2 separate regions of the Homo sapiens genome follow, and region 2 is linked to region 1. Evidence: read pairs that join two places in POLR2A ChIA-PET (ENCODE). Cell type or tissue: PC-9. All regions are shown on one strand.

Region 1 (2,500 bases):
CAAGTGTAAGCTTCAACATATTTTTCTCAGAAATTTGTAAATATTATCACAACCAGATAAAATTCATAAAAATATGTATTTATTAAACAAAAATTGTAGTATTGAAAATATTCCATTTGTTTACAAAAAGATGATGAAGTGTTTCCCCTAAATTAATTTTGCTTATCAGAATCTGACAGCTATTATGAACTTAAAATATGAACAAGATCGGCCTTTAGGATCCCCTGAGCAGAACTTTTCTTATCAGTGAAGACTTTTATTATTTGTGAAGCTTCTGTTTTAAAAATAAGCCCAATTTTCTAGTATATTTGCAAATATGTTGTTGGCTTTTAAAATTAGGAAGAGTAGTCTCAAGAACAGTTACTAATATCTTTAGTCACATAAAATAATAAATAAATTTGAAATACTAAAGTTTACTTCATTTTTATCTACCTTGGGTTAATAGATAAATAAATTTTGTTTTCCAGTTGAGTCTTAATTAAAGACTATAGCTATAAAAATAATTCATTATAATTGACTTAATAATAAATAGCAACTTAATCTCCATTGCAGGCTATTTTTATAGCATAGTAATTTGGAACATTTTGTGGCATTTTTATAACAAAAAAACTATTTTTATGTGATGGGATTGGCATAAATATCTAGAATAATAGTAAAGAAATATTACCATGATAGCCATTGCTTTTTTGATGGGCCAGGCAGATTAGACCGGTCTGTCTAGCTCAATGGATATCTCCTTCCTCCATCACTCCATATGTGTTCCTTCTGAAAACGACTTGGTCAGTGAATATTAAAAGCTTCTCCATTTTTTATTCAGGGTGTAAACACCCAGACATTAAATTTGTCCAAATAGTAGAATATTTCAAAAGCAGAATATTGGTAGAGGGCAGTGTGATTAAAGCATATTTTTAAGGAAGACTAATCAATTGTAAAAATGTCCTGGGAGAAGGATATATGTTATAAGAAAGATTATGGCTATTATTCTGATAGTATTCTTGTAAATTCTACAACTGACTTTAAATTTACAACATATAGGGTCATGTGGGGGCAAGAGGACCACCTGGGAGTCAAGGTCCTAAAGGACAAAGAGTAAGTAATCTAAGGAAAAAAGTACATTAACCCCCCCAAAATTACTTCATAAATAGTGGAAAATGTGCAACAAAAATAGCATCATACCTTCTAGAATTCTGCTTAGATCTTGTCAGGTTTTTTCTATTTTCATTATATTAGATGAATGCCCTATGTTAATTGAAATACAACTCATAATCTTTTGTAGTTATAAAATCACATTTTTCCATTTTAATTTTTACATGTATCACTAACTCATATAGAATTCTTGTTTCTTATTCCCAGCCTCCAATTCCATTCTTTGAGAGAATGGTAAATGTGAAGATCTTTAAATGAATTATTTCTCTACAGACTTACATAGCAAGGAAAAATAACATCATGACAAAATAAAAGCAATAAGAAGTGGAACAAAGATACACAAGATGAATAAGAGCTTATTAATTGTAAATCAAAGTTATTATAATCATCATTGTCTAATAATCATGTATACAGAATTAAATAATAAATCTTCATCTCTTTAAGTTGTATCTTAAACATTAAATCCTTTTTAAAGAAATAAGAGCCACTATTTATTGCATGCCTGTCACATGCCAGGCACTCTTTCATATATTATCTCAATACTCAAAACCACTAGAGAGAGAAAAATATTATATCTTAGCTATTATAGTTGAGGGAACCAGGGCTCTCAAAGTTTAAGTATACGGCCTCTATAGACACACAGAAATGGCACAAGCAGTATTCAAACCTTAGTGTGTCTGACTCCAAAGCCCATGCTATTCAATACCATATGGAATATCAGGGAGTATTTTTTAAATTAATTTGGATATGTGGGCTTTAAGGATTCTGTGTTATGCCTTGACCTTACTTTGATTTAAGTTTTAGAGCTTATGAAGAAAATATTTTAAAATTCTAAAAATATCCTCTACCTAACCATGGTAAAAAAAAAAAAAGACCTTGCAGTTTTCCAGTTGGCAAATGGGAGAAAATTGTTAATGAATTCCCAGTTTGAAGTAATGACTTCAAAGTCATATCCTGTGTTTTCGGTGAAGCTTGAAGAAAGAGAGCAGATTTGCCTTTATTAATGTTTCCTTTCTGAAAAACTATTTTCCTTCCTGGGTTACAGATTTATACTCTATGGTCACATCTCTAATATATTAGCCCAAATGAGATTTAAAATAAAATAAAAAATGATGATAGATGATTTGTACCCAAACTGCCATTTAGTGGTTAGTACCCTGCCAGCATTCAATATTTAGTTAGGTCAAATGTGTTTATTCAACTTTGTATAAGTCATAATGGGAAAGTTCAACCAATTTGTGACAGATGAAAAAAAGAAGAAATACTTACTTGTTCCTTTTGTTAATTAAGTAATTTGAGTCCTTAAGCACAAGCTGTGTATCTAAGCACAGTCTTTTCCTAAACCACTTTGTGC
Region 2 (2,500 bases), 69 kb before region 1:
TGGAACTTAAGGGCTGCTGTTCAGATTAATTTGTCCCATGGGGTGATCCCTTGATGTGGTGCTCTCCCCCTTCTTCTAGGAATGGGGCTTCCTGAGAGCTGGACTGCAGTGATTGTTATTGCTCTTCTGGGTCTGGCCACCCAGCAGGGCTACCAGGCTCCAGGCTGGTGCTGGAGATTGTCTGCAAAGTGTCCTGTGATGTAATCCATTTTCAGGTCTCTCAGCTGTCGATACCAGCACTTGCTCTGGTGGAGGTGGCAGGGGAGTGAAGTAGACTGTAAGAGTCCTTGGTTGTAGATACGTTTCACGTGCTGGCTTTCTCAAATGCTGGTTATGCTAGCAGTGAACAGACTCAGGACCTCTGGTTAGCCAGGGTGTTGCAGTCAGTGGAATTAGCTGTTGTTTTCTCCTTCCTTGGAGTAGGGTTATTTTGTCATGAGTTATTTTTGAGTACTTCCTTGGAGTAGGGTTATTTTGTCAGGTTATTTTGTCATGAGTTGCCATAATATCCTGAGTTGGTTGGCCTCCAGCCAGGAGGTATTGCTTTCAAGAGAGCACCAGCTGCAGTAGTGGAAGGGGGATATAAGCTTGCCCTAAGTTGGCCAGAATAAGTATTTGGGTTTCTCAGGTGATGGGCAAGGCCATAAAGCTCCCAAGAGTTTATGTCTTTTGTGATTGGCTACTAGGCGGGTAGAGAAGTACCATCAGGTGGGAGCAGGGTTACGCCAGTCTGAGCTCAGACTCTCTCCTTGGGCAGGGCTTGCCACACTCCTGTGGGGGAGGGGGTGTGGTTCTTGGGCCAATGGGGTTATGTTCCAGAGGGCATTTTGTTCCATAATACCCTCTGTCATCAGAGAAGTAGGGGAAAGCCGGTAGCATTAGGTCTTACCCAGCTCCCATGTAGAGGTCGGTTTTGCCCCTGACAATGTGCCCTACTAACAGCACTGAGTTTGTCTCCAGGTAGCCTGTGCTCAGCATTCAGACCTTGCCCCAGGCTATAAGCTTCCCTGCTGAGAAAGCAAGCAAGGCTTTCAGGCCTCGCCCCTCCCTGCCTTCAAATACTGTTGGCCTTGGCTCCTGTGCTACTCTCTGCAACAGTTCCGTTTCACCCTCAGATTCTGCTCTAGAGAGTTTGCATTCAGTCAAAATTATTACAAAGTTCAGTTGGAATCTTTTTTCAGCCTGTGACCCCTCCCAGATTCTGCCGGCTGCCTTCCCTGAGGGCCCTAGTGAGATATAGTCAAGGATGGCTTCCCTTGGCTTGAGCTGGAGAATGGGAGTGCCTACAATGCTCTTCCTGCTGCTGCTTCTACTTTTATGTTTCACGCTAAATCAGTTTCAGCTCTAGGTAAGGTTAAATCCTTCTCCTGTAATCTGGGTTTTCAGGGTCCCCAGTGGGGATGTGTGTCTGGAGGCAGGTGTTCCCCCTCACACACTTTGGGAACTCACAGTTTTTTTGCTGTCTTGCAGAATTTGTAGCAGCATGCCATTTCTGTCAGAGGATCTATGAAATCCTTAAGTTTTCCTGGTACTTTACTGTAGTGGTTCTTGGAGCAAAAGTCCATGATGTGAGTCTCCATACACTGTTCTGTCCAAGTGGAAGCCCCTTCCCTACTACCATTCCCAACCTCTGCTAACCACCATTCAATTTATTCTCTATCTCCATGAGATCAATTTTTTTTTAGCTTCCACATATGAGTTGGAACATGCAACATTTGTCTTTCTGTGTCTGGCTTATTTCACTTAATATAATATCCTCCCATTCTAGCCTTGTTGTGGCAAATATAGGATTTCATTCTTCTTATGGTGGAATAATATTCCATTGTGTATAATATACTACATTTTCTTTATCCAGTCATCTGTTGGTGGATACTTATGTTGATTCTGTATTTTGGCTATTGTGAGTAACACTGCAATAAACTTGAGAATGCAGATTATCTCTCTGATATACTGATTTTCTTTCTTTGGTATATATACTCAGTAGTGGGATTGCTAAATCATATGGTAGTTCTATTTTTATTTTTTTGAGGAAACTCCATACTTTTTTCATATTAGCTGTATTGATTTACATTCCCACCAATAAATCACCCTTTCTCTGTGTTCTCACCAGCATTTGTTATTTTCTGTCTTTTTAATAATGATCATTCTAATGAGATGATATCTTATTCTGGTTTTGATTTGCATTTCCCTGATGACTAGCAATGTTGAACATTTTCTCATTTATTTATTGGCCACTTGTATGTCTCCCTTTGAGAAATGTCTACTAATTAATGTCTGATATAAAAGGAGAAAGGAAACTGATATTTATTAAGTTCCTGTTATATTCTATGTATCATTTTATTTATTCCTACAGCAACCTTATGATGCTGATGGTAACATGATTCTATAGATTAAGAAATAGTTTACATCTCTAGTAAAGTGCAGAACTGGATTTCAAATCTGCACTCTACTTCCAGTTCTGCACATTTTAACTTTTTTAAAGTTTGTGTTTAACATATGA

Evidence for each region. Peaks named below come from ENCODE experiments on the same cell type or tissue, not always from the same donor. Only the 100,000 strongest peaks of a DNase experiment are listed, where the experiment ranks them.
Region 2: POLR2A ChIA-PET joins it to region 1 with 15 read pairs; 2 of 35 experiments call an interaction of 5 or more read pairs at or near these places.

What each region holds. Positions count from the first base shown.
Region 1 is chr1:85,905,783-85,908,282 of GRCh38, reverse strand. It overlaps COL24A1 (collagen type XXIV alpha 1 chain), which reads left to right. Exons shown (of 60, transcript NM_152890.7): 28 at 1,036-1,089. Among named protein-coding and RNA genes, the nearest start is that of ZNHIT6, 200 kb to the right of the region's middle. In PC-9, no CTCF peak of the experiment used is centred here; no DNase peak of the experiment used is centred here.
Region 2 is chr1:85,974,738-85,977,237 of GRCh38, reverse strand. The region is part of intron 20 of COL24A1 (collagen type XXIV alpha 1 chain); the gene reads left to right. Among named protein-coding and RNA genes, the nearest start is that of COL24A1, 180 kb to the left of the region's middle. RefSeq lists an enhancer at 247-326. In PC-9, no CTCF peak of the experiment used is centred here; a DNase peak (open chromatin) is centred at 1,077.